Regions from separate parts of the Mus musculus genome. Here regions 1, 2, 3, 4, 5 and 7 are each linked to region 6. The links are chromatin loops, found by intact Hi-C in ENCODE. Cell type or tissue: heart. All regions are shown on one strand. Region 1 overlaps Gm30125 (a long non-coding RNA gene). Region 2 has its middle 17 kb from the start of Gm30402. Region 3 overlaps Gm30351 (a long non-coding RNA gene). Region 4 overlaps Gm2447 (predicted gene 2447). Region 5 has its middle 66 kb from the start of Gm38537. Region 6 has its middle 46 kb from the start of Gm30292. Region 7 has its middle 8.6 kb from the start of Gm30235.

What was found. A loop is a pair of places that touch in the nucleus more often than their neighbours do. Peaks named below come from ENCODE experiments on the same cell type or tissue, not always from the same donor. Only the 100,000 strongest peaks of a DNase experiment are listed, where the experiment ranks them.
Region 1: a loop joins it to region 6, with 8 times the contacts of the local background. A loop is called at or near these places in 39 of 42 quality-filtered maps.
Region 2: a loop joins it to region 6, with 2.8 times the contacts of the local background. A loop is called at or near these places in 8 of 42 quality-filtered maps.
Region 3: a loop joins it to region 6, with 2.1 times the contacts of the local background. A loop is called at or near these places in 5 of 42 quality-filtered maps.
Region 4: a loop joins it to region 6, with 3 times the contacts of the local background. A loop is called at or near these places in 7 of 42 quality-filtered maps.
Region 5: it touches region 6 in a loop (2.9-fold over the local background); 4 of 42 quality-filtered maps call a loop at or near these places.
Region 7: it touches region 6 in a loop (2.6-fold over the local background); 8 of 42 quality-filtered maps call a loop at or near these places.

The regions. Positions count from the first base shown.
Region 1 is chr3:52,255,976-52,259,975 of GRCm38, forward strand. Gm30125 (a long non-coding RNA gene) reads left to right here. Exons shown (of 2, transcript XR_375648.1): 2 at 313-521. Among named protein-coding and RNA genes, the nearest start is that of Foxo1, 10 kb to the right of the region's middle. In heart, a CTCF peak has its summit at 1,872 (motif pointing right); DNase peaks (open chromatin) are centred at 2,036 and 2,766; H3K4me3 peaks cover 797 bases; H3K27ac peaks cover 512 bases.
Region 2 is chr3:52,973,204-52,977,203 of GRCm38, forward strand. No RefSeq gene overlaps it. Among named protein-coding and RNA genes, the nearest start is that of Gm30402, 17 kb to the left of the region's middle. In heart, a CTCF peak has its summit at 2,179 (motif pointing left); a DNase peak (open chromatin) is centred at 2,128; H3K27ac peaks cover 554 bases.
Region 3 is chr3:52,952,534-52,956,533 of GRCm38, forward strand. Gm30351 (a long non-coding RNA gene) reads left to right here. Exons shown (of 5, transcript XR_375652.4): 4 at 275-364; 5 at 1,399-1,966. Gm30402 (a long non-coding RNA gene) reads right to left here. Exons shown (of 3, transcript XR_867282.1): 2 at 3,806-4,000; 3 at 3,643-3,672. Among named protein-coding and RNA genes, the nearest start is that of Gm30402, 3.4 kb to the right of the region's middle. In heart, no CTCF peak of the experiment used is centred here; DNase peaks (open chromatin) are centred at 1,518, 2,308 and 3,298; H3K27ac peaks cover 2,742 bases.
Region 4 is chr3:52,762,139-52,766,138 of GRCm38, forward strand. The region is part of intron 1 of Gm2447 (predicted gene 2447); the gene reads left to right. Among named protein-coding and RNA genes, the nearest start is that of Gm2447, 24 kb to the left of the region's middle. In heart, no CTCF peak of the experiment used is centred here; DNase peaks (open chromatin) are centred at 1,693 and 2,233.
Region 5 is chr3:52,399,085-52,403,084 of GRCm38, forward strand. No RefSeq gene overlaps it. Among named protein-coding and RNA genes, the nearest start is that of Gm38537, 66 kb to the right of the region's middle. In heart, a CTCF peak has its summit at 2,153; DNase peaks (open chromatin) are centred at 1,887, 2,277 and 2,697; H3K4me3 peaks cover 1,098 bases; H3K27ac peaks cover 1,756 bases.
Region 6 is chr3:52,842,252-52,846,251 of GRCm38, forward strand. No RefSeq gene overlaps it. Among named protein-coding and RNA genes, the nearest start is that of Gm30292, 46 kb to the left of the region's middle. In heart, a CTCF peak has its summit at 1,983; a DNase peak (open chromatin) is centred at 1,960.
Region 7 is chr3:52,639,270-52,643,269 of GRCm38, forward strand. No RefSeq gene overlaps it. Among named protein-coding and RNA genes, the nearest start is that of Gm30235, 8.6 kb to the right of the region's middle. In heart, no CTCF peak of the experiment used is centred here; DNase peaks (open chromatin) are centred at 1,442, 1,752, 2,392, 2,762 and 1 weaker place; H3K27ac peaks cover 723 bases.

The sequences.
Region 1 (4,000 bases), 590 kb before region 6:
CATTCGTCTGTGCAAACATATCTATGTTTACATCTCCTCTTGTAGAGACAAGTTGCACTTGGGACCACCCGGATGATCTCATTTTAACTTACCTCCTTCGGGGCCCCATTATTTCCATCACCGAGGTATTTGTGGCAGGTGGAGGTGGGAAGCTGGCCTTCAGTCTGAAAGGGACACCAGAATCTTCAAACAGTCAGGTTCCCCAAGCAAACAAAGCAAAAGATAAAAACAAGTCAAAACAAAAACACAAAACAACTTACATATGCTGTGTCAATCAAAGGATGGAAGGCTTTTGCTTCCTTCTTCCTGCAGAGCTGGAGATTGGCGCACATACCTTAGGGGAAGTTCTAGGAGAGCTACATCCTCAACTCCGATAGATGCCTGGGTGATGGAGAAGTCACGGGAGCAGTCCCATCCCTGCTGGATATTAGTGCGCTGTCCTGACGTCACAAGAGCCTGCACAGACCCCGTTCTACCTGACTTTAAATTAAATGCATCATGTTTTTGTTGTTGTTATACAATTTCTTTAGCTGCTTTTTCACGTGTCTTCCCCCAAATTGACGGAAACGGGAAGTGGCAGCATTAAATAGAGGGAGGTGAGCCATTTCAGGAACACAGATGTCTCTTCAGCAGGATCCAACTCAAGAAAGGCCTTGGATCTTCTGAGGGTCAAAAGGAGCTTTCTGTGCCACTTGCATGATTTCTGCATCACAACGTGTGTGTGTGTGTGTGTGTGTGTGTGTGTGTGTGTGTATGTGTGGTGTGTGTGTGTGTGTGTGTATGTGTGGTGTGCGTGTGTGTGTGTGTGTGTGTGTGTGTGTGTATGTGTGTATGTGTGGTGTGTGTGTATGTGTGGTGTGTGTGTGTATGTGTGGTGTGTGTATGTGGTGTGTGTGTGTGTGTGTGTGATTTCTTGTGTGCAGTGGCACTTCTGCACGTGGTGGTTGAGGTTGAAATTAGTTGTCCTTCTCAGCTGCTATTCATTTTGTTTCTGGGCACAGTGGTGCCCACTGTTAGTCCCAGCGCTCATGAGACAGAAGCAGGTGGAGCTCTGTAAGTTTGAGGCCAGCCTGGTCCGCCAGTGAACTCTCGGAGAGTGTGGTAGTGTGTATATGCTTGGCTCAGGGAGTCAAACTACTCAGTGTAGCATTATTAGAGTAGGTGTGTCACTGTGGACGTGAGTTTAAGACCCTCGTTCCAGCTGCCTAGAAGCCAGTCTTCCACTAGCAGCCTTCAGACGAAGACGTAGAACTCTCAGCTCTGCCTGTACCATACCTGCCTGGATGCTGCCATGCTCCCACCTTGATGATAATGGACTGAACCTCTGAACCTGTAAGCCAGCCCCAATTAAATGTTGTCATTAATAGAGTTGCCTTAGTCATGGTGTCTGTTCACAGCAGTAAAACCCTAACCAAGACAGAGAGCAAGGGCTTTCTAGAGAGACCCTGACTCCAAAAAATAAAAGTAAATATAATTTTAATGTTATTATTGCAGGGGTGGGGTGTGAGAAGAGGTCAGAGGCCAACTCTCTCCACTGAGTTCTGAGAACTGAACTTGGGTCTTCTTGGTTTAGGAACACAACTTCCAATGGGCAACTCTTTCCAGTCCTGCACATGAAGTTGGGATGCCAAGAGTGAGAGACCCTGGAATCTGGTTCTAGCTTATGATAGATACAGGTTTGCTTGAATAAATGGCCAGCCAAGTTATGTAAATGATTAACCGTGTGATGGACAAGTTTGATTCACAGTGATGTTTATTTGATTGATTGATTGATTGATTGATTGACTGGTGTTTCTGTTTTGTCTTGTCCCCCTCAAAAGGACTGATGGATCGAAATTCTGCTGAGTTTTCCGGATTCTACCAATAGGTGGCACCATCTGCACGCCATTGCTAACTTTTTTTCCCCCCTTGCTTCCCCCTGGCAAGTCAGCTCTGGGCTCCACCGTGGGGAGTCCACCCCAGCCTAAGCTTGTTTAGGGCAAAGTCCCTAGGATCTGCGCTCGCCTTGGGCCGCCCCTGTCCCGTCAGCAGAGTCGAGTCAGAGGAAACACCACACCCTCTGGGTGGGGGAGGTGGGCAGTGATTTAGAGAAAGGGAATCGCCCTTTCCTGATCTCTGTTCCGTTTTCTGCTTCAGATCTGTATAACTGGAAGATCCAGACCACCCCCCACCCCCCCTCCGCTGATAAGTGCCAATCTGTCTCTCACACCCATCGCCCTACATGGGATGTTTGCCAGCAATTCTGATTCTGTTTTCTTTGGCTCGTAGGGAACTTAGTAGGACAGAGGCAAGAAAGGGTTTTTGGCCTCAGCCACCGGTACAGTGGCTAAAAGCTACTGTCTTTTGAAGCAACTTTCTCACCCAAACACCCCGATTGGGACCCCAGCATGCACACAGGTTCTCAGACCCTGGACACTTTTCACCTGTACCTTATAAGTGGAAATCGGGGTGCCCCTCGAAAAACCATTAATTTGTGTACGACTTCTGAAGTTCCTTAAGGGCGGTTCTAAAGCGATGAGAGAGAGAGAGAGAGAGAGAGAGAGAGAGAGAGAGAGAACCCCTTAAAATTGTATACCTCTATTGACCCACTGGCTCCGGAAAATGCTGGGACATTAAATTCAACTTTGTCACTCAATCACCTCCAGACAAAACAAAAACAAACAAACAAACACTCCAAAAAGTTAGAGGGATTTACAGGAGTGCATAGCTCTCCGTGTACAATGCCAAGACACTTAAAAGGCAGAGGCGAAGCCAAGAGTATGCTGGCTGCTGTCCAGTCAGCTCACTCTGAGCTCCCCAGGGCTTGAACTGCTCAGGTCCAAGGAAGAGATCCTAAAAAAACAGAGAAATGGGGCCAGTTAGCAACCAAAAAATAATTTAAAAAAAAAATGCCAGTACAAGGAGCCACAGGCACCAATTACAGACCATAATCTCACACCTATAAGAACAGTTAACCTGAGCCACAGGTATGATACTCACTCCTTCCACGTGGTCCCAAATCACCCTTTTCCTCCTGAGCAGAGATAGTTGTCAAAAATTAGGCGCCACACCTGCCTTTACTCCTCAAAAACCTAGAATTTCTTTTGCACCTGCTACCAACCCAGCTTACCTGCCCCTCTGTCTGAAATGCATTTTCTAGCTCTCCCAGACTCCACACCGGAAACAAATCCAGGTCCAGGGATCCTGCTCCAGGACCTGCAACGACAGTTTCCTAAGGTATGGGCTGGGACAAATCCAACAGGCTTGGCAGCGTACCACCCATACAGCCATGCCCATAAGGGTTCGGCAATATCCCATAAACCAAAAGACTAGACTAAAAATTGCTCCTCATATCCAGAGGCTGTTAGAAGCTGACATCCTCACCCCATGCCAGTTGGCTTAGATTATGCCTTCCTGTATTCCAAATCTGTACACTTTGCTCTGTCCCCTCCTCACAGACATCCAGAGCTGTATAGACAGCCTGGATGCTCTCTTGAGGATGCTCTCTTCCCCATTCCCCCTGTACCAGTGAGCCAGCTCATATTTGCCTTTGAACAGTCTGATCCAGTGCCCAATGAGAATAGCCAGCTAACCTGGACATGACTTAAAATTCCCCTAGACTCTTTGGGGAGACATCATAAAACGACTTAACCGGATTCGGGCTGTCACACCCTGGCTCCTTTCCACTCCAGCGTGTAGATGATCTTCTACAGGTAGCAGCTGCCAACCACCTCCTATTTGAAGTACACAGAGGGCTTGCTGAGCTCTGCCAAATGGAGGTCTCTAGTAGGATATAGGCTATCTGGTAGGATAGTGGTTCACGCACGGGAGGAAACGCTCAATGATACCCCAAGGGAAGCAGCCATCCTCAGGACCCCTATCCCCCAAACCAAGAAGCCGGTAGGAGAATTTCTGGGGATGTGGAACATTACAAGCTGTGGATTGCTGGGTTTGCTGTAACTGCCCCAGCCCATTATTCTGTCATGGAAAGGCAGGAGACTCGCCTTTTAAAAGACAGAAG
Region 2 (4,000 bases), 130 kb after region 6:
ATGAGCGTGTGACCAGACACTGGGCCCAGTGGGGCAGCAAAACCGACTGACAGGTCAACACCCACATGTTCTGGCTGAAACAACTCAGGGCGGGCATAATTGTACATAATAGAGCTAAAATATAATTACCTCATTAAAATGGGTTACTAAATCTCATTGTCCCCGAGTGCGAAGAAGGCAGGCACACGTGTGAAAGTGCAGGAAGACGTACACCGAATGGCTGTGAGCAGGAGGGGTCTGAGAGTGCCTGCCAGTGTCACCCAGGTGGCACCGAGGTGGCAAGAGACCCTGGCTCCTCTCAGTCGGGCGGTGTGTGAAATCCGGATCTCATCTTCATTTGGGGAACCTTAGCTGTTGTTCGGGGGAACCTTAGCTGTTGTTCGGGGGACCTGTGTTCTGTCTCTTATTTCCACGATTTGCCCAGACATGGTCACTCCATCCTGCTGTGACGAACTGGCTGTGGCACTGATGGTGACAGAACTCAGAACTGGAACTGGAACTAGGGAAATCTAAGGATCAGAGCGTGGCTCTTCCAGCAGAACTATGCTTGCACTCTGTAAAGTGACTCATGGAAGCGACTGCCTCCCTCCCTGCACAGGACTCAGGCTTTGCTTGGGTGCAGCCCATGGTCCCAGCATGACCCCCTTCGCAGATCATTTCATACTCAACCAGAGAGAATGCCATCGCTCTTACGAGGAGCTCCCCAAATAGGAAAAGCTCTGTTGCTTGCTTCTTTTGGAAGGCTTTGAAATACAAGATTCCTGATGGGACTCCAGCCATTCATACTGCCTCAAGATGCGCATGCACGTGGCCAGGCCTCACCTTGTGAGTTCTCCAACTGGAGAGCAGTCTGACAATTAGCACAAGGCAGTCGGGAAGGAGCAAAGCCAGCTTGTGTCTCTGAGCCCTCACCCACTAAAGTGTCGAGACTAATGAGGCATTTCCCACCCCCCACTAGAAAGCAGATAAATGTTAACTGATGTCATGAAGTGTTACTAACAAGACTCAAAACACGAAGAATGTTGATTGTAGGCATGGCTTAGGCAAGGGGATGGAGAGAGAACAGTCAAAAAGGCGAGAAACAAGAGGATGCATACGCCAGCTTCAACTCACCACACAGAACCCTGACTGTGGTCCATGGCCTTGAAAAGTAGGAAACATCGAGCCCAAGGGGAAGGTTAATTGCTCACCACAGGCCCACTAGCTTTCTTGACATCTCTACTGGATGTCCCTGATGTTTAGTGGTAGCGTTCGCTTCTGGGCCAGATCTGTTTCTATGCATGAATCAATGCTGCTCATTCCTAGGATAAGTTCAGGAGAGCAGAGCAGGAGGAGGAAGAGGAGGAGGAGGAGGAGGAAGAAGAGGAGGAGAAGGAGGATGAGGAGGAAGAGGAGGAGGAAGAGGAGGAGGAGGAGGAGGAGGAGGAGGAGGAGAAGGAGGAGGAGCATTTTAATTACAAGCAATTCAACCTGGCAAATAGAACTCTGAACCTGTCAGAGTCCCGGACTTCTGACCCGCTCCAAGACGGCCATCTGCTTTTGCTGTGGTGCTTGGGGAAGAGGTGCCCATGCAAGTTCCCACAGAGAGAGAGAATCTTGGATCAAATCCTTGGTGCTAACAAAGCCTCCGATCTGAATAAAAGTCTGTTGAGCTATGTAATGGTTCTGGTTTTGGAGCAGGGGAAAGCGGGGTGGTGTGGGAGTTGACAGAACCTGATTTGGGCCCATCTTGATGGAATGTGTGAATTACAAAGAGTCCTCTTGTTCCCTCAGATTTTCTGGTGCAGGCCAGGGTGGGCTGGATGCTGCTGCAGTCCTTTGGAAGGGTCTAACTGGGTTCCTGCTTTGGCTTTTCTTGAGTGCCAGAACACCCCAGAAGCCTCTGAATGGAGGTCTCGAAATGTTAGAAAATACGTTGGCACTCCTTTCCTTCCAGGCTGCCAGGCTAGAGAAGGGGTGGGGGTGTTGTTGCTGGAGGCATAGGAAGGTGAGTGTGATGTCAGCTGTGTCGTTGTGACTCAGCTGGAAAAGTGGCCCCACAGATCAAGCACCAGGCCTGGGACAAGGAGATAGGCAAGGAGGGCAGAGGTGTGTAGCCCAGCCAGAGTCTAGCCTGGCAGCAGCTGCTGAGTCTCAGCCCGGCTGCCATCAGCTATCAGGGATCCTAGGCGCCCCCCTCTGGTCAGTGAGGCAAGGGTTGGCTGCTAAATCCTGGTAGCAGTAACTTGGTATTTGAGCCTCGGTGCCGTTGGTACCTGACTGATAGCTCAGCAGAACGTGACTCCTTCGGCATACTTGGTAACTATCTGCACACAGCAGCGAGCTGTGGAGTTGAGGTTCTGCTCATTCCTCTGCTAACCACCCAAGTTCTATGAAAGTTTCTCAGGCTACTACTGGGTATGAATCAAACTTTGTTTTACACTAAGCTTAGGCTCGGGATTAAAGAGTTTTAAAATAAGCAAGATATCCACCACACGAGAAAAGTGCTTCCCTACTTGTTAAGGCGATAGAAACAAAGACAAACCTCCTAGAGGGAAACTGGTGCATCTAGTTATAACCTGGATTCTCATTTTATCTCAAAAAACCTGGGGGCTGGAAAGCAATGTGGCGTATAGCACCTTCCTCTTACATGAGGCAGTACTCCAGCTGTAAAATGGAAGACTAGCTCATCTCCAGTGTGTAAGATTCCAGGATCTTTTACAGATGAAAGTCATGTGCTAAAATCCAGTCAGAGCCAGCAGGTTCCAAGTCATCTGATTACAGACAGAAAGAAGAGAGACCCAATATGGCAGGAACCTCAGCGTGCTGTGAGGGTGTGGCCTGATGCACCAGTGGATCCTAGCAGCTGGCACCGCAGCCAGTAGTTCACAGAGAGACTGCCTTCATTGGCACCCATCTAATAGCTGAGGGCTGAGGCAATGAGAGAGGAGACACAGCGGGGGCAAGACAAGGAAATTATCTTTATTATCCATCCTTTGTAAGGAGGACATGTCTTTGCCATGCTTCCTTGTTAAAAAACACTAACGGCAAAAATGCAAACAGCATATTTCCAAGTGGATCACACCTCGGAGAAATAAGTCTAACTCAAACATGGAGAAGTAGATGAAAATACATAAAGCAAACAACAAACCGACTGAAAACAAAAATTCATGATTGCTGCAAAGGCTTATTAGCTCACAGATCAAACATCACAAAGGATACAGATGATTGCCAACGGCATGAATGAAGTTCTCATCTTAACATGTAGAATGCTTTACACAGTAACTACACAAGAGACTTCATTTCTTCATTCTAAAGAGGACAATTTACTATAATTATTGTATGCCAGAACAAGTACGCATAAAAAAATGCAAAGGATTGAAATACAGGATGTATTTTTGATGCAAAGAAATATAAAATGACAGAAATATTTATGTTTGTAAAATACATGCAATTAATCCAGGAAACATAAGAGATCACTATGGAAATTAGAAAATGTTTGAAGTGAGATCGACCAATGATAGTGAGCCCAGCCCCAAAGGTATACATCTGTGCCACAGCTCCTGCATCCCAGATACATCTGCACCACAGCTCCAGAATCAGGGATACATCTGCACCACAGTTCCCACATCACAGCTCGCACATCTGTGGCTCAGGGAACATCTCAGAGGATGGGGTGGAAAAATTGTAAGAGCCAGAATACCAGGAAGCCTCTGCTATAACTGGCGGGATGAGCAAGACCAGAACAATGGCAATCTTAGTGGACATGCTAGTGTGAAGGCAGGAGGAGCTCCCTACCCTAGACAAAGAGCTACAGGAGACTCAGTTCAGGGAGACCTAGAGTTAACCCCTCCCTCCCCAGGAAGAGCCCCTTAGTGATCATTCAATGCAGTGGCCATTCTTGAGCCCAGATACACACAAACAACAAAATCCAACTCAGTGGGCTATGTTTTTATAGGTTTGTGCACACAAACACACAACAATAGGAAGCAAAAAGAGGCTACCAGCTTGAGAGTGTGGA
Region 3 (4,000 bases), 110 kb after region 6:
TTTTAATTTGAGAGGACATTGCCATTACTTCTTTGTAAATGGTCTTTCTGCCCCTTCTGCTTATTGATAAGAAGGGGAGATAAAAATTGGCTAGGCAGCTTTAGGGTAAAAGAGCCCAAAGGAAATAGTTTTAGTTTTGTTTTGTTTTTGTTTTTTGTTTTTCTGTTAACTGAAATCCAGAAAAGCTCTTGGGCCCATGTTGGTAGCTTTATGCTTACTGGAGGCCAGAGATGCCAGGAGGAAGGTCTGGCTTTTCTTTGTCTTTCTTCCTTAGATGGGTACCTCGCTCCTGGAAACCATACTGAAGACCTGGCCACCTAGTGTGGAAACTGGACAGTTCATGATGGCTCCATTTCTTCATCAGGTAAAGCCTTGTTAAGTCCAGGACAGTGGCACTTGAGTGGCACCCACTCCCGGAGACCCCTCTTATGCACCAGAGCTCTGACTTTTTGCTTTGAAGATCCTTACAATAAGGTGCATCTTTCTAAAACTCGCCCACTGTGCTCTGAGAATTTCATTCTTCAAATCCAGGAGACAAGTGCCCAGAAGCCACTCACTCAGGGTGGTGTTGGCGTTGGCTCGGTCATATTGCTGGGAGCTTACTTCTCCCACACCCAAGTTAACCTCACCTAGAGCCAAGAAAGACTGTGTGGTTCTCAGAAATACCTCAGTGTTCTATCAGTTCTGTTCGTACAATGCATCTGCGTGGTGATATTTCACAGGCCCCGCTGACTACCTTCACTTCTTCAAGGCATTCTGATTTTTGCCCCTCAAAACTGCATCACTACAAATGGCTGGCTTTTGCTACTCATTCTCTGGTATCCCTGAGTATTTGATAGTGAACATTACCGGTTTATAATGTCACATTTTAAAATCAGTGGCCCCAAGCGTGGACACGTTATTTGTCCTCTGCATGAGAGTATCTTTGCTGACTGAAGAAACTACCTTTGTAAGGACGGAGAGAATAAGGACGTAAGAGAAAAGAATGACAAAGAAAAATGGCTCAGTAAATGGGACTTTAAGACATCTTTTTAGATCACATGTCCTTTAATTATTTACAGCCAAATCTTCAGAAAGCAACACATTAAAACATCAGTGACAATAACAGCCGACATGTAATGCTGCCAGACACCGTTCAGTGCCAGGTGTACGTCCATTCTCTTAACCTTCACAGCATCCTTGCATTCCCTACCCCTGTGTCTGTCTGTCTGTCTGTCTGTTTCTCTCTGTCTCTCAGTCTGTGTGTCTATCTCTGTCTCTCCCTCTATGTGTGTGTCTGTCTGTCTCTGTCTCTCTCTCTGTCTCTCTGTCTCTGTCTGTCTGCCTGTCTGTCTGTCTCTCTCTCTGTTGACTATCTGCAGAGTTAATCTGAATTTCCTTTTGGCTTATACTTCACAGAATTCCTATCAAATGGAGACTTGTGGATAAGGCAGATGACAAAGCCATCTGGCCACACTCTATATAAAGCCAAGCTTCTGACCAGAGGTTTCCAAGACATCGTCATCACCACCTCCCATCTCTGGAATGGCTCCAGAAGCACAGGTCCTACACAGGTCACAAGAGGATGATGATGATGATGATGATGATGACATCAGCAGAGGCAGTGGCAGCCACAGGGTGGTCCAAACAGGAGCAAACATCAAATATAATTTTCCTGATGGTGGGATTTTCTGCTTTGAAGGGTTCACAATCCTGAGTATTCACAGTGAGAGCTGAAATAAAGTTTTACCCAGGACCATCTGAAGGGACCAGGTAAAGATAGAAGGAGCAGTAGGATTTTCAATCTGTATGGTCTTTAGAAGAGCCACTGCGGTGGGAGAAAACGCTGGGCGTGGCACTTTGAGAAGAGTCCACATAAATGCACCTTCTCTCCAGTTCCCTCCCCAACACAAGGAATTCCACGGGAAGCTTACCTACGGACTGCCAATCCCATCTTTAAATGAATATATGCCCATGGATGAATAACCTTAAGTAAATATATTTTAAAATCTAAAGGGGGGAACTAAGTCAGGCATTTGCTATAAATCTTACTATGTGTCTTAATACCTCTGTGTCCTAAAGCAAAATTGCTGGGAGGTTTCTCTTCTGTAAAATGGGCTAACCCTTATAAGCTTGTTGTGAGAATGACTGCACGCGTAGATGCACACCACTTGATAGAGAATCCAGTTAAACACTAAAGCATTTGGTTAAATGATCTGCTAGCGTCAGTTCCTCCCACATCTGCCAATCCAATTAACCGCATCCTCTTGGCAGAGAGAGGGAGAGTACTGTGCTGAGATCAACCTGACCACCTTGCCTGGAAGGAGGCCCGTGTGCAGTAATCACCCACACACTTTTGCTCGCTCCGCTCCCTTCACCTTTGACCCAGTCTACTCACTCCGGTTCACAGAGTGGTGAGCCAATATCACAAAGAAAAGGGACATTTCCTACCTTTGAAAAGAATGGGCAGAGACCCAGCAGACTTGTGGTGCCTGCCATTTCCCATCTGTAAATTTCTCAAAATACTTTCCAGTAAACGATCTGTTGGGGTTCGCGCATCATGATGAATAACGTTAAATGTCGCAGTCATTGTGTGCCTTCTAAATACAATGGTTTCTTCAGAACATGCAGTTGGTAAATTATGAATGGGAGATGGTTTCCACCAGTCTTCTGTTTGCCACAGAGGCATTATAGAAATGTATCAACTCGTAAAAGCGTCTGCTTGATTCCAACAACAAGTGGACAGCATAGTCATGAGTGTCAAGTTCAGTGTCACCTCCAGAATGTGGAGTCCTTAAGTCAGCGGGCAGAGAGGGCAGAGAGTGGATCTTCCTGAGAGCACTTTCAGAAACCACTCTCACTTTCACTGTTTGAAATGTCACTATCACAAAGTTGAAGGCTACAGGTTCATCGTGAACGGGTCATCCGATCCACCATCCTAGTGGGGTGGGGTCATCTAACCCCTGGACCAACTCCTTACTCCCTGCCCACTCAGAAAAAATGCTGCGGGGCGGGGAGGTTCGGAGGGGGGGGCACTATTGTGAAGAGCCACATGCCTTTCCCCAGTCCTCCCTGTTCATCTTCCATTCGATGCCAGACTTATTTAAACAGGCCCAGCTGGGGCTGTGGCAGCCCTCTTTATCTGCCTTCACATTCTTTCCTCTGCCTATTCATGCTGCTAAGTAGGGCTGGACCGGCTTCCTGAAATCTCGTGGGATGTGGGGGCTTTTCTCCCTGCAGCAGAGCCTCTGAACCTAGTTGTTTTGGGTAACTAATTTCCTCCCTTCTTCTCCCTGGAATACACAGAGCTTCCTTTGCCCAGCGTGATAGCCACCACCCCCCAACCCCCCTTCGCACCACAGAGAAGTTGGGACTGAGGTTGGAACCTCCCAGTGCTCTTGAATTTCCTGCTGTCACGAAGCAGGATTTCCTGACTGGAGATGTATATGGTTGAGGCACAACGTGGCTCTATCCTGACCTCAGCATCCTCCTCCTCCTCACTGTACAATATATCATATTTATGTCCCACGGTGATGAGCTCTGCCCTTCAGTCTTCACTTTGAAATATCATTTCCTTCATTCCTCTAGGCTGAACAAACCACAGAGTCCTTCGTCCTCTACCTACCCTTAACCCTGGTTTTGATTCTAGAAGTGTTTCTTTTCGTGTGCTTTGATCTGTAATTGGAAGGATTTCTGTAAGTTAAAAAAAAAAAAAGTTTAAATAACTAAGGAAGAAAATATTGCATGAAGCTTAGTCCTGCTAAAATTTCCTCTTCTATTAAAAAACAGCAAATAACTAAAAAAATAAAAAGATTGGTAGAAATACCTAAAAGTGTATGCGCTCTTTTGTTCTGTTCTCTTTTGTAAGTGCCGCTGCATATCCTGACAACGCCCAGATGTTTCCTAGACACAGTCTTTCCAGCCTTGCTGTTGGGGCCGAGCCTCAGAAGGGCCCGTCAGTCAGTTACCTTCATTGCTGCAGCGTGGCACCCACGCTCTCATCAAGGAGCACGGCTCAGAG
Region 4 (4,000 bases), 80 kb before region 6:
ACTGTTGACTCAAGGACCTGGAATTGGGCATTTGTCGTGTGTGTGTGTGTGTGGGGGGGTAACTGAGGCTTCCACAGCTGTGAATACACCTCTGTGGGGAGTGTGTACAGAATGAGAGGGTCTGAGGAGCACACAGCTCCTCTCCTCAGCTCAAGTCTTCGGCCAGCTCTAGAGGCATCATAATGCGGTATGAACTTGTTTGGGAGGATTCCTGCCCGGGTCACTGACCCTCAGAGCTACTTGAGGTGGCACTGGATCCTGCTTCCCTTCATTTAGTGTGACAGCACACACAAGGTGGAGAGTGAGCAGGGTCACATGAAGGAACGCCTCTTGGAAGGGTATGACTGGGTGCACCCAGAGGCTCCGTGGTGATGTGCAACCACAGGTAGACACTTAGATGAGGGCACCTTTGGTCTGCTTCTCTGTTCCTTCCTCATCCTCATTTAGGTTCGAATCAGACCTTGGCTGGTTCCTCATGGTTCAGCCAAGACTTGGTCTCTCCTGTGTCAATCCGACTCATGATTCATGCCACCTCCTGGGACGGCCTCTCCCTGCAAGAGACAGTTGACTCTAAAGGATTATTGAGCTGGGAACCAGTTTGGCATGCGCTGAGGGCACTGGGACCTCTTCCTAGGTTGATGACTCGTATGTCTCAATGGAAACTTTCCTCATCTGGGAGTCATTAATTTGTTTTAACTCATAATTTAGAAGCTATTGGGTGTTGAAGACTTCCTCTCTCTCTCACACACAACCCTGAGATGCACTTGCTCATTTGCAAGCTGAAGCTCCTGAAGAGAATGCGAGGGGTGTCCACCCACGACCCTCTCCTGCTCTGTTACCACGTGGACAGACACACCTAATCCAAGCTTGTTGACAGGACAATCACTTTACCCTACCAACCTCTGGTGCCTGACTGTCGAGTATGATCTTAAAAATGTCAAGATAGTTTTTTACGTCTGGCAGACTGTGGGTGACTAGTTAAAGCGTTCCTCACAATTGGACATCTCACTGGCTCTCCAGCCAGCAACTCACAAGGAGTCCTCCAGAGTGGAGGCACATAGGTCTTGCTGGTCAGAGGAGGAAGCAATCTTCAGCAGGGTTGAATTTCCAGATGCTCTTAGCACTGGAACATCTTTCTGTTTCCGTGCTGACCTTGTGGGATTATAAAACAGAGGTACTAGCCGGGCGGCGGTGGCACACCAGAGCAAACCTCTTTTTTTCTGCTCGCCGATATTACCTGACATGCCCTCCCACACAGTACCTCCTAAGTCTGCATTTGCAGGTGTCACTGAATGTCTGTGTTTCCATCTATTCCTATGAAAACGTTTGCACGGCCATAAGTTCGAACTGTGATATGATCAAGCATTGCTTCCTCCTCTTTTGAGCCTCCCAGACGCTCGCCTTACATCCTAAGCCCACAAACCCTGCCTCCCTCCAGAAATTTCCATGTGATGTCTCCTGAGTGTGCACTGAAATTGCCACAGGACAGCCAGAGGACATCTGTCTAACTGTCTGCTCATTCCCGCCTGGAGTTCACAGAGGCCCAAACTAGATCAGGCCATTTGTAAGTCAGAATCAAATGTTGCTGAGTTTAACCCAATTACTCTCCACCACAAGAGAAAAATCCAGTTATTGCAGGCACTGGACCTCTATGAGGAAAGCAGGCTCACAGCCAGAGCCTTGTCGACACATGTCCAAGCTGTGAGGAGGGGTGTCAGTGCAGATGACAATGATTGGGACAGGCAAGCCAAGGCTCAGCTACTCAGTGTGCAGTGCTAGAAGCTCTGGCCACAACTGCACGCTGGCACCTCCCCTACAGAAGCTTGAAGAGAAGGTAGGGATAGCAGCTGGAAGGTTCAGAGCTGAAGTATGTATGACACAGCGAGGTGCCACAGCGACTTGATAAAAAAAAATATGAATTATTTACCAAATACTGGGGAGACGAAGACTAAGCAGAGACGACAGCCACTGCCAAGTGAGGAAAAGCAACCGTTTTCAAGAAAACCTTAAGAGGGATTTCTTCCCGTGGTTATCAAGTCTCCGTGACAAATGGGCTAACGGTAAATCTTCTGTTTACGTTTATGTCCTTTAACTGTGAGGGACCTCCGTTCAGGGATGTTCAATGATTCTGTTAGCCAGCCAGTGCTCAGCTCTGTTCTCAACCCCAGGAGACATGAACTCCAGTATGTCATGATAAAGTCAGTGACCATGAAGCTAGAGAGGCCCAGTGGCCTGCTGAGTCACTGTCTGTAGAAGTCAAGCCAAGCTGGCTGCTCACTAAGCCATGCCTCCCAAGGCCTTATTTTCTCAAATTATTTGTCCTGTTATAGGCAGGTCCTTATGTCACCAGAGAGTCATCCTCCCAAACTCTCAGAAGTCCATTGGGTGCACCAGAGCCTGTGTCCACAGGAAATCATGCCCTCCTGTCTTAAATAGCATAATAATTAAGCCGTAAGACGGTAGGCTCGTGTCCCAACTCTGGCATATCCTAATGGTGTGATGATGGTCAATCTCTGAGTCTCTGTGAAATGAGAAAACTATTTCCTCATAGGGGTGCGTTTCAGTGTTGTCAGTACACTTGTGGCACTTTAGATGGTATGTAAGAAAAGTATGAAAACAATATCATTTTGTTCTGAAAGCCAAGCTGTCCATTGGGTCCTGAGAGATGTGTTCCAGGATCCTGCTCCAACATCAAATTCTAAGGTGGGTCTTAAATTACTTATATAAAATGGCACAGTAGTTGCATATAACCTACACACACTCTCCCTAGACTTTAAATAATGTTTGTATTACTTAGAGTGCACAATCAAATGTAAATACTATGGGAATATTAGCTGTCATGTATGTGTATATTGTATGATGAAAAAAGGAAAGAAAAAAGTTCATATTTGTTCAATTACAGATGTGTTTTCCATAGATACTGTCAAAGCCCAGGTAAATCTGCACATGACAGCTACGGCTGACTGTAATGAAAGTATTGAAGCTGACGGACACTTTCTTGTTAAACCCATTTGTGTGCATCTGAGACACCTTTAGAAGCTGGTTGGTGTGTTTATGATACATATAATAGTCAGGCTGAAGATGAGCATCATGTCACAAAAAGCTGGCTAGCATCCTTGGAGAAGGAGACACTAGGGAACCATAGCAACTCATAAATTCCTCCAGGGGTCAAGTGAACTGTTACTTTAATTAATCTTTGCCTCTATACTCAGGAGCACAGACAATGGTGGGGGTGGGGGAGTTGGAGGACTCAGATGATGGGAGGGTGTCCAGGTTTGCTTTCTGTTGCAGTGATAAGCAACATGATCAAAAGCAAGTTGAGGAAGAAAGGGTTTATTTCATTTCATCTTGGACTTCCAGGATGCAATCCACTCTTGAAGAAAATCAGAGCAGGAGCTCAAGCAGGAAGGGGGGCAGAAACCATGAAGGAGCAGTGTGCACTAGCTTGCTCCAAGGCTCGCATTCAGCTACCTTTATTATACAGCGGAGCCTAATCTGCTTAGAGATGCTGCTGCCCACAATGGGGCAGGGTCTTCTTACATCAACTAGCAATCAAGAAGATATTGCATAGACATACTGACAGGAAAATCTGATCAAGGCAATTCCCCAGCTGAGACCCCCCTCAAAGAACTCTGGATTGTGCTGAGTTGACAGCTGAAGCTAACCAGGGGAGAGATGGTACCTCAAGCCACCTTGTATAACTAGCTCACATTCACTCAGGCCTGCCTCTCCTTCCCTGGGAGGCAGACTGGTGCTGGGACTTGTCTACGGGGCAACTGTTAGGCTTGGCATAAGTTGAATGTCCATTGACGTATGTCTTTCACATTTATATCAGGTTTTTAGTCGACATTTCCAAGGCCTTATCACATCTGCCCCCATCATCACGATGGATTTCTTTCAGGGCCAGAGTCATTGTTTTCAGGCACTATAATATAGTCAAAGTAAGCTTGCATATACTGTTTGCCATGTTACATGGATTTGACAACCACTGTTGCAATGA
Region 5 (4,000 bases), 440 kb before region 6:
TTACATACCCTGAATCCCCTAATGTGCTTTAAATCAGGCCTGCGAGCTCATTTGGTTGTCTCTCTATCTCAGTAATGGGAGGCCCCCAGCATGCTGGACTTCTGCAGAATAAAACACTCTTTGCATTTACATACTATTTGAGTCCGGAGTATCCTTCTCCAGTGAACCATTGACCCTTACAAAAGGACTTTTTGACTTTGACTTTTTGTTACTGGGTAACGTCAACCGTTGTCAGTCTGGAGGTGCTGATGCAAAACAGAGTGAAGCCCTTGTGTTGTTAACATGACATACTCCAGTGTCTGAGGACTCACCTAATGACTGCTGCAACCACCAATCTAGGCAGAGTCCCGTAGGCAGCAACCTGGGTCACTAGCAATTGGTCTTAGCTTTGACAGCATCAGCTGGTTACTTAATTCATTAGCCGCTCTCCAGAACTGAGTTTGTAGCTCAAACTTGTTTCTTCCCCCAAATTCACCAAATTCAACAACACCCTCCTTACTCCCCATGCCAGTTCTGTTTGTTTTTTGTTGTCACAGGTGCATAGTTTTACTTCCGGTGCCCAGCCTGTCTGATCTATAACCTGGGTCACCTTTTCCCTACCCTCATACCACTGGCTCAGACTCCGTGCTTCAGCTTCTTCTCTCACTCAGTCAGGTCTTCTAGAGGATTCCAAACACTGCCTGTCTCTGCAGTGTGGCCTGAGTTAACGTACAGACAGAATTAGGAATGCTCTTCTCTCCCTCAGAATTGTCCTCGTCCTCATTTTCAACATCTTGAAACTGGCTGGGATGCTCGCCCCCCCCCTCCCCCAAGCCTCTCACCCTATAATCTAGCCATGGGTTTGTTCTTATTACTGTCGGTTTGGGCTTCTGTTTTCCCCTCTACCTGCCTTCCCTAGCTATGGAAATCCGACCCTTCATTCAGTAACAAACACAAGAGCCACCTCTTCCAGGAAGCCCTCTGGGAAGCCTCCTAAGAGAAGTCAGTTGCTTGGTCTTCTGTCCCCTCAGCCCTTCCTCGGCATCTTCAGGCATCAGTCAGGCGTGTGTTGGTCTGGCCACTCTGCTGGCTGCCAGATCAGAGGACAGGAGTGCTGCTCTCATCTCCAGTGTCAACAGATTGGCTCTTAACTTGCCCCAGGCCTGGGCTTATCTGATAGCCTTGTGGCCTCAGTTCGGAGATGTCCTGCAGTCCTTAGTCGCCCCCCCCCCCCCACCTTCCAACGCACCACCCCCCCTACCCCTTCAGAGGGTGTCGAGGTTTCCCTAGAAACTGCCACTTCAAAGCCACAAAGGAAAAACAAAAATCTAGCTAAATCAGGCAAGGCGGCTTCCTTCCGAGGATGCCTTCCTGTGCTCCTGCACCTGTGCGTGGCCTCCGGTCAGATTTTGACACGAACCAGCAGTTGCACTCAGAATCACCCAGGGGAGGTAAGGGTGCCCAGAGCAGGTCGACAGAGAGCTGACTTCTGCCCCCAGCCCCTCTTGGGAGTCCTGACTGGAATGGTTCCCTTCTTAACTGCCTTGAGGGTGTATGGTAGTTCTGCCACCTGGAGGGTGTGTCTTTCCCTATAGGCCAGAAACACTTTAAATCCTCACTCTGCCCTCTAGAGTGACCTGGTGCTTAATTTTCAATTTTTTTTTTTTTTTTTTTTTAGCGTTGATGGGGCTAGAATAATCCAGGGCTGACAGTTCTGCCCCCGACCTACCTCTGCAGGCTACAGGCTTTCTTTTCTACTTTTAAATTTTCCAGGTGCCCCGGGTTGCTCTTCCCAGTGGGAGTCCTGCCTTAAATCCTAGGCCATTTGCATTTTCTCAAGGACCCTTTGTGGCAGGTAGGTCCTCGCCTCTTGCAAATGACCTTGAATAACACTGCCCTCTGCACTCTTTCTGGCAGCCACAGGAAGAACGTCCTGCCCGCTGTGAGTCTGGGGCCTTGGAGAGCAGGGCAGGGAAAACAAACAGCCTGTCCTTATTCGTCCATTACTGCAGACCAGTGGATTGGGCATTTAGGATTTAGATTTGCAATTTGTGAATTGATTAAACGAGGAGACTTTACCGAGTGGCTCCCAAGGGCGCAAGTCTTTCATGCCTCTTTCACAGATGAAGAATCTGAGTTATGACAAAGTTTGGCGCACTCAACTCCCAACCAGACTCCCCCTATGGGCTCTTTATTCGCGCTGAATCACGGGCCTGACTGTCGCCCAGAGCAGAGAGGGCGTCGCCTGTGGCTGGCGGATTTTTACTGCTTCCTTTTCATACTTCTGTCACCTCTGTCTGATCTCAGTCCTTGCCTGGCCACTCCTGCGTGCCCCACAAACTTGGAAAACCGCTGCCCTTTTCTCAGCCATTAGCTAGCAGGAGAGAGGCGTGCTTCCCGATTGAGGGCGGCAGCCGTGATGGGGTGGGGATGGGGCCGCTGAGAGGTAGCCTCCGTTCATCAGGCCTGAGCCCACCGGCTCCCTCACCAGGCCTGCATCTCTTGGGTCTGGTGAAAAGAGAAGGGGGTGGGGGTGGGCGTGGAGCCCTCCTGGGAGGCCGATCCAGGGGCTTTCTCTGCCTTAGCGCTGTTGTCTGGGCTTGCCAAGTCCCACGAGTTGGCAAACTCTCGGAGAAGTGCTTTCAAAGCCGGCCTTCGCCCTCCTTGGCAGATGCCTCAAAGCTGTCTTGCTTTGCTCTGCCTGTGCCTGGGAGTCTGTACAGGGCATTTGTTCACACGCCTCAGTGGGGACATCCCTGGAAGAGGCTCACAGGCACAGTGGGAGCTCAGCTGGATGACCCTTGAGGCAGGACCACTTGGGTGGGCGTCAGGAACTGGGGCCAGGTGGCTTGGGAGGGGCAGAACGCCAGAATGGGCGAGGGAGGTGCTAGAAGTGTTCGCTCTCCTCGGGAATAGCGTTTAAGGACTGGGAAGCATTGCCAAATAGTTAACTTTTAGAAGCTGTAGGCAGGGCACTGAAACTTTTTCTATTTCTGTTTTACTTTAGTTATCCTGTTTGATGCAAAATCATAAATATCCCAGGACATAGAAATGAGTCCTCGGGACCAGACAGAATCGAAGATGGCCTTGGAATTTACTGGCCTCAAAACGTTTTTCTAAAGTTTCATTTCTGGACGTTCACAAAACTTTAAAAGTGAGGCTCTTTGAAAAAGCCAAGCACAGGTGTGGCACCTTTAATCCCAGCACTCAGGAGACAGAGGCAGGGGTCTCTGTGAGTTCCGAGGCTGTTCTAGGTTACAGTGAGTTCCAGGGCAAACAGAGCTATATAGTGAGAATCCTGTCTTAAACAACAGATAGATAGATAGATAGATAGATAGGCTGGCTGTTCCATGTTACAGTGAGTTCCAGGGCAAACAGAGCTACATAGTGAGAATCCTGTCTTGAACAACAGATAGATAGATAGATAGATAGATAGATAGATAGATAGATAGATAGATAGGCAGATTAATAGGTAGATAGATGGTCGGAAGATTATCTGATGCTTATGTGAACAGAGCCCATCCCAGACATCACAGGTAATAGCCCAACTAGGGTTGCCAATCAAAATGCCAAATACCATTTCTGCTTCTAGAAACACAGAGCATTTGGGCTGGTATGGCAGTACAATGACAGTGTCAGCCCCATGGGATTGCAGTAACAGCCAGCCCCATGGTAACACAGTGACAGAGAGCCAGGCCATTCCTTGTCTCTGGCAAACTTTTTAAATCGAGTCCCAGTGAACTTTTGTTGAGATAAATTAACAACAACAACAAAAATTAAAATCTTACCAATGATTTTTTTTTTCTTCTGTGCATTCTATTGTAATGGGAAGACCACTCAGACTCTAGTGAATCGAAAGTCTGGCGGGTACTAAACTCAGTTACGCAGGGTCCACATGTAGCTCCAAGTATTTAGGGTAAGGGGTTTTTTAAGGCAAAAACTACATCCTGCTCTCTCTCTTAGCTACAGGGGAGGTTTTGCACAAGCAAGCAGTTTAACAGAAGCTAAGATAAATTAGCTG
Region 6 (4,000 bases):
TGGAAAGAACGATACAGAGTTCAGGCAAACGTGGATGCCGTTTGAGTAGAATTGCTTGTGCATCCTCGTTGGGGGCTGGCCTCTGCCCTAAGTCAATTCTATTGATGATACTTGTGCACTTATCAGAAATACTCCCTTCTCCCTCAAGAGACTTTATATCTGAAACACAGATGTATTTTTTTAAAATCCACCACTTGAAGTATTGTCAACAGACCCACAGAATTCTACCATGTATTTTCCAGTTCATTGTCCAATACCAACCCTGAGTGCCAAGTGGGAAAGGCTGGCATTTTTGTCATTATTCATTGTGGAAGGAAGGGCTCCGTTTGCTCGGCAGGAGGTGAAAGTTTGGTTTCCATCTTCTAAGAGGATAGAGGGGAAAGGTCGTGGGCAGACGAGCCAGTGGGATGGCTGCGCATGTTCTTGATGTTGAGGATACACAGCAGAGTGGAAGGACATTGGCTGTGAACTAGTGAAGAGGTGTTGTCTGGAAGCACCAGAAGGTTGCCGCTGCCTCCGGCAAGCAATGACGATGTGAGCACTGGAATCCAGAGCCCTGCCTTGCTTCCAGCCTAAAGTGGGGACACATTGATGCCTCAAGAATTAGAATTATTGTCATTACGTCGCACAAATGCTTCTACTTCTGTTTGCTTTGATTCTTGGCTTTGGTCAGGATATTTGGGACGCCTCTCTTTAAACAGCTTACATGATCTCTGTCAGCTTGTTACATAAAAAGGCATGAAAGGTTGTGAACTCCTGCCTCCTGCAAGAGGAAGAAGGAGCTGAACGAGGAGGTGGCACAGAGTGTACCCCTCCTGTCTGACACGTGTCGGGCAGCAGTAGGTGCTGTTCACAGAGACACCGTCTGCCTGCCTCCAGAGAGACGGGCACACACAGCATCAGCAGTGCGTGACAGCTTATTTTCTTAGCCTCTAAGCTAAATGGTCAAACACTTCTATTCTGGAGAAGATGAAGAAAAAAAAAAAACAAAACAGATAAATGCACGCAATTTTTCCCCTTCCTGTGTCTGGGTTTGACATTAGTCATCTGTTCTGAGAAACTCTGGGACAAGCATCAAGGCTGGGTGTTGAGTTTGATCTGACATGCAGAAGGTTTTAGTGCTGCAGTTTGGGGCAGGTTCACCAGGCATGAGGTTTATTCATGGGGAGAGGGGGCTATAGGTATGTAAAGTTGGAACTTATTTGAGTGACAAGAGCATCCAGGGGCTGTGGCTCAGCTTGAGCAGTACTCAGTGCAATGTGGCGCACAGCTGTCAGAGCCTGGGCCACCTTACCACTGTCACCATCACCAGCTCCTAATCCTTGGCAAGGTCCTATGCTGGTATTCTGACCCCACGTAACAACACTGGGAGGCTAGGGGCTGGAAATTGTTCAAGATCTCTTCCAGGAACTTTGCTCCTTCACGAGGCTCTCTTTCTTTTTAGGGTCACCACCCGACGCTGTAATCTACAAATGCGTGCAATGCTAAGCTGCTTAAAAATGAAATACAATGAGCCAGGCATGGTGGCTCAGGTCTGTAATTCCAGCTGAGGATTGCAACTCTGGGGGCAAGCTTGTGTGACACGATAGATTTCAGCTCAGGCTCTTCCGCAAGATCCTGTCTAAAACAAAATGAGAAAAAAGTGCTTTATTCAATAGGATTTTAATGTGTAATTAATATCCAAGAATCAAATTACTTTACATTATGTGTTCTCTTCGCAAGCCTTCCAGACATGGTTTGTGTTTCGTAGACGTTCATCTTGGTTTGGCCTTAGCCACATTTCAAATGGCTGTTATCCACAGGGGGCAGCGGCTGCACACTGTACAGCAACTGAGCCCCTTCTGTGTGACTGATGCTTTGTCCTTAGGCTCTCTCTTCATGCTTTTCCTTTTCGGCAGAAAGCTCTGGTAACTCATCTACCAATCAGCTCCAAGACTGATTCTTGTCCGTTTTGCACTTCCTTTCCCAGCTCCGCCTCTAGGGGGCAGCTCCAAAAGGTGTCCCAGGGCGCCCTCTAGTGACTGCTCTCAGAATGACAGGACTTTGCAAAAACAACTCTGGGGGGGGGGGGTGGAAATAAATTGAATTAAACAAATGAGGCATCAAAGTCGAATTTCAGGGACATTGAATCCTTGATCACTAGGCAGTTCTTTCCATCCTGCTTCCGAGCAAGGACTCTCCTCTGTCTAAATTGTGATTGGCAGAGGATACACTATTCCCTCTCCCTTGGGGTATGGTAGGTACATCCGTAGTCAGAAACACCAGTGGCCATCTCTGCTACCAAAAAGAGACTGCATCTGGCTCTCAAAGAGGAACAAATCCCTCACAGAGGTGTGGGGGCATCCTGGGAAACTCTACAGAAACCAGCTGGGACCACCGTGTGAAGACGATTCTGCACTTCTGGGTACATGGTCAGTAAATAACCCAGGGCATAGGAAGTCTGGATAGATACGTGTGACTTGGAAGGTGACTACCTTTTACTGAATGAAGCATCCAGAAACTTCTCTGCATGATCTACAGCCACTGGTAACCGATGAAAAATGAAACCTCGTGAAATTTTTTTTGTGCAAACGCAACACACATGTACATGCACACTCGTGCACACATGCATGCACATGCATAGGTGCACTCACACACATGTGCGTACACACACACACACACACACACACACACACACATGCTGGGGACAGTGACAATGCCCCATGCCCTTAAGTCAGTATTGATAGGTTGGTTTATATAAACTTGGCAGGCTGAGGTGCATAGAACAAGGTATCTGCTCACTTCTCTTAGGATGAGGGACACAGGTTCCTTCTGACATTAAGTTAGAAACATTGTATTAAAAAGTAGGATCCCAGAACTTTATGAACTGAGATTTTCACTCAAAATAAAGGGAAATGACAGTACTGGAAAAACACATCTTGGGGACCCTTGTGTGGGAAGGGTTCAATGGCCCCTGGTGCAGTTGATCTGTTTGGTAGTTCATAATCTTATTTGGGACCAGTGGGAAGGGAATGTGGCAAAGCCAGGAAACCCACCAGGCATGCCACATGCTACATAGCAGGCCAGTCAGCCCCTCCCCCAGCCAGTCAGCCCCTCCCCCAGCCAGTCAGTCAGCCCCTCCCCCTCCTCCCAGCTGCACCTTTACAACTGCAAGTTGTAAGTGGGGTGGGGCAAGTAGCTCACCACAGGTTTATCTAGTTAAGGAAATGCAGTTTCTTAGCCCTGACCTAACATGGTTATGATGTGTAGCCCAGGCTAGCCTAGAACTCTTGGTCTGCCTACCTCAGCCTTGCAGATGCTAGTGTTATAAGTGTGTGTCAGCCTGGCTCAGGCCTCACTTAGTTCTCATGATCTACAAGACTCCACCCAGCCCTGGGCTCACAGCCTAAGCAAGGCTGATTGGTCACGGAGCCCCAGGCTGCCTGTCTCCACTTCAACATTTCTGGGATTACAAGAGTGTGCCACCATGCCTGGCTTTTTACATGGGTTCTTCGGATCTAAACTCAGGTCCTCATGATTGCAGGATCCTGACTGACTGAGCCATCTCCCCAGCGCTCCTATCTGTCACATTTACCAAGGACAGGTGGGAGACTGAGAGAGGGAACAGAACAGACAAGTGATCACCCAGACAGGCTCAATTTTAGTCTATGTCTTACTAGTTGTACTGGCTAGTTTTGTGTCAACTTGACACAGCTGGAGTTATCATAGAAAAAGGAGCTTCAGTTGAGGAAATGCCTCCATGAGATCTAGCTGTGGGGCATTTTCTCAATTAGTGATCAAGGGGGGAGGGCCCCTTGTTGGGGGGACCATCTCTGGGCTGGTAGTCTTGGGTTCTATAAGAGAGCAGGCTGAGCAAGCCAGGGGAAGCAAGCCAGTAAAGAACATCCCTCCATAGCCTCTGCACCAGCTCCTGCGTTCTGACCTGCTTGAGTTCCAGTCCTGACTTCCTTGGTGATGAACAGCAGTATGGAAGTGTAAGCTGAATAAACCCTTTCCTCCC
Region 7 (4,000 bases), 200 kb before region 6:
AATGCTTTTAATCATTTTTAAAAAAAGAATTATATGCATTGCAGGCCAACCTTAAAATATTCATGGGTACTATGTTTTCCCAGTGTTTTTAAAGAGAGCTGTAAGAAGCCAAATAAATACATATTTAGTATAAATTAGGTATGCCTCAAGTATATATTCCAATGCCATACCATCAGTTTCTTAATACTCATAAAGGCTACAAATCTAAGCATGTTCTTTCTTTACCTTTTCTGTGTGCATCTAAAATATTCTTTGCTATCAGAGGCATGCAATTATTATTATTGTGCATTCTTGCTGTTATTATCCGATCTTATTCATAGGCCTTTCACAGAACTCAGAGCATAGCACTCATCAAAAACACAGTCGTCACTGAATGTTTGATGCCAATGTTCCTGGGGCTGGCTGCTCACCTAAGGGCTCGATGAGGCTCAGTGGGTCTCCATGAACTTGGGCGTTGCAGGGCACAGACGTGTTTTACTCCCCAACAGAAAAGCACACAGCTCAGCCCATGACTTTGGCTCCAGGACAGTTTCTTTATTCCAAAGGAACAGCTATGAGGACAAGGTGTGTTGGAAGCCACATGCTGTGAGTTGCTTACGCTTCTGTGATGGCCTACATTGTGTGTCCTTCCTGTTTTTGACAACCTGGCTGACCTTGTCCTTGGCAGTGTCTTGGTTACTCTTTTATTCATGCACATGTGGCAGTGTGACAACACAGGCAAACCCACAAACAATTCCTTCTCTGTATTTGTTCTGAATCTTTAAAACCAAACCCTGCCGACATGTCCTCTTCCAACAGTCTTCTTACTAGTGACACTAACCTACTAACCCTCATTTCTTTTTCCCCCATCTTATAATTTATTAATGCCTTTCTGATGTCGAATGTGGGGAAAATTTATTCATGTGCCTATTCAGCACCTAGCAGTTATTAACGACTGCACAATGAACGTCTTCCCATGCAGTAAAGATACATAGTTGAATAAAGCATTTGGTTTGTGCCCTAAGAGTAATGTAGAAATGGGCAAGGGGGAGTTCTTTTTCTCCCCTTTAATCTGAAGAAGTAGGCTTGTCCATCCGGGTGCATCTGGTTAGCCCCTCAGCTTTGGGGTGGCTTCAATTAGTGTCCAGCTCTCTGTGAACCCGTGGGGAGAGGCCTCCTTCTTTCACATCTGGGACTTAGAATACACCCATGGAGACTGGTAATGACTTCCTTCTTGGCTCTGAGAGTTGCCTGGGTTTTCTGACATTGCTCTGTGTGGAAGAAGATTGGCCTGGCTGTTAAAACCTGTTAGTAGATGAACGGATACTGTAGAGAAAAGGAAAAGAAATGTACGTGTGCACGTGGGCACACAGCAGCTCACTCAACCAGACCTATCTTCCACAGCCATTGTTCCATCCTCAGAGTGGTCTGGGCCCTGGCAGGAAAGGAAGAGGCCACCCAGAGAGGCATTTCCTAAGGCAAGATTAAGCAGCGCCTGGGGAGACTAGACTTGGCCAAAAGGAAATGGAAGAAGGTACGCTGTCTCCAACGGAGAGATTCTGGGAGAAGACAGAATGATAGGAACCCAACTATGAAGACTCTCAACATAAACAAACCTCCCTTATCACTGCCTAAGCAGCCAGGGGCTTCTGTAGAACTGCAGGACTCCGCCCCTCACACACACATCAGACACGGTCCCTCCCAGGCAACGCTGTAGCATCCTTTCCCAGTGACACATTGCAGGGCGGGCTGAACCTTCCTCCCGCTGGAAGACCTTTCTCATGTCTTACCGGCATCCCTCACGGTACAGCGGGAGTTCAACCCAGCTTGCAAAGTTCAATGGATGTGGAAAAGAGACTGTCACCCTTTCCTCTTTCCTGAGCCATCCAGGCCTTTGATGACTTTGAGAATAAATGTTTCCCCCTTTGGTCACTAGAATGTCTCTCTGAACTGGTAAATTCAAGATAAACTCTGTCAAATCCTTACACTCCAGGGAACAAGCAGATTAAAAGGGCAGCTACAGTATCCCCTCCCCATCTGGTTTGCGCAGGAAAATCGTTTTGCTCCGGACTCCTAATTTCCACCCGGAACACAGCTCACTGCTTAAAGAGCATTTTGTTTTCTGTTTCTGGAACCCATTGTGTATTGCACCAGGGACAATGAGCTGGTCATTCAGCTGCAGCCTTCAAGCATTAAACTGGCCACATGGGTCCACATTAGTTCTCAGAGGGACGAGACACCCCAGCCCCAAGCATGTGTCCTCCTGGGCCCACATGTGTATGCAGAAAGGTGGCTGGCATCCCTGGATCCACTCTGTCCATTTGACCATCATGAAGCCTTTGCAGCCTCTCTCTCAGCTCCAGAGGCTGTCCCCACAGCCACCCTTACACACTGTGGAGCTGGCTTGTTGTTGGCACGGTCCAGGGGACAGCAAGCCAGATTGGGCGGGGAGAGCATTCCATTATTATAACACAATGCCATAACAGGGTTCAGAATTCCTTTCATATTAATTCTTATACAAGTGGAATCTTCAAACTCAACTTTTACCCTGAAAAGGGAGCGGTAAAAGGCAGCCAGGTCCTTTGTTGTCTTGGACCACATTCATCTAAGCTGAGCATCAGGAAGCTCTCTCTCCCTCACCATGCAGCTCAGAGCATCTCCTGGTGGCTTTGGCTGCATGACCCTGAACCTGGCAGCCCATGCTGCTGCTCTTGGGAAACTGGCCCTTCTGGAAGACTGGCTGGTTCTTCTTGCCCCCACGCTCAGAGTGCTTTTGGGTGTGGAGCCAAAACATCTCCAGGCCTCCTTAGAGGCCTCTGACTTGTGTAGCAGGCCAAGCTGACAAGCTGCCAGTTGGTCTCCAAGTGAAGTGTCCCTCGCAGCCCCCAGTCACCCACTGCCAGGGTGGGAGTGAGAGGTTTTCTGTCAGGCCTGGGGGAAGGCAGGGTACCCTCCTTCCTAGTTAACTCTTCCCAAATGTAGCAGAAACTTTTAAGAGTCTTGTTGACGGGGCCACCTCACAGACTAAACATGGATGCTGAGACCCAGAAACCTGGATGCTATTTCAAACCTGGCCATGGTTCCCAGGGTTTGGTTTCCTTACCACAGAGAGGTCGGTAGGCAGGAACTAAGCAAGGTGGCAATGTGGGGCCGATACCAACTTTTTCCCTTTGTGATTCAAGCGCAGGCAATGAGTTTAGCAGTCTTTATGGCCTTGTCCTCCTCAGTTCAATATGATTCTGGCAGTGGTTTGAGTAGAAACTATCCAAGGAAATCCCTAGGAATTCAAGAGACCTCTAACATGCCTATGATAGCAATTCCAGCTCTCATCTTTAATTTATTTATTACTTGTCCACCGAGCAGACACTTATCTAGACTACAGAGTGATAGAACTAAATCACCATGTATTCTAAGTGAATGAGTAACATTGTCTAAGCCCGTACTCCCCTGCTCCCCCGAAACACCTTTCAAGGATTCTGCAGAGTAGGTGCTACTTCGACACTATTGCAGCCTCTCTTAATGCCACGGGGAGAAGAGCACCCTTAGTCTCTTTTCCCGTTGAGGTTCTACTTATTTTCAATGAAAGGGACTCCATATGTAAATGTGATTACTTTCTCCAAAATTCATCTGTGCAACTTGAACACCGGTGTCTATTGGGGTGGTTTGTACAGGATTCGAACCTGAATCTCGGTGGTAAGTACCAACCGAGGAAAGTTATAAGTCCATGAAAAATCAACATGGCTAAAGAGGACCATAACACCCCCTTCTCCTCAGGCTACAGCTCCGAGGGTCACCAGCAAGCGACCATGATCTAATGAAGTGGCATTCCCTCTGGTTAGGACAGAGTGGGCCTGGCATCTCCCACAACACAGCTACCCTGTTTTCTGAGCATGCCAGGCAAATGCGGAATGTTCTCCGAGCCCGAGGGAGCTGGCAGTGGACAGTGAGGACATTCCACTGAAACTGGGCCATCGGGAGCTGAAGACAAAGGCAGCTGATTCAAGGGCTCCAAATTGGAGTT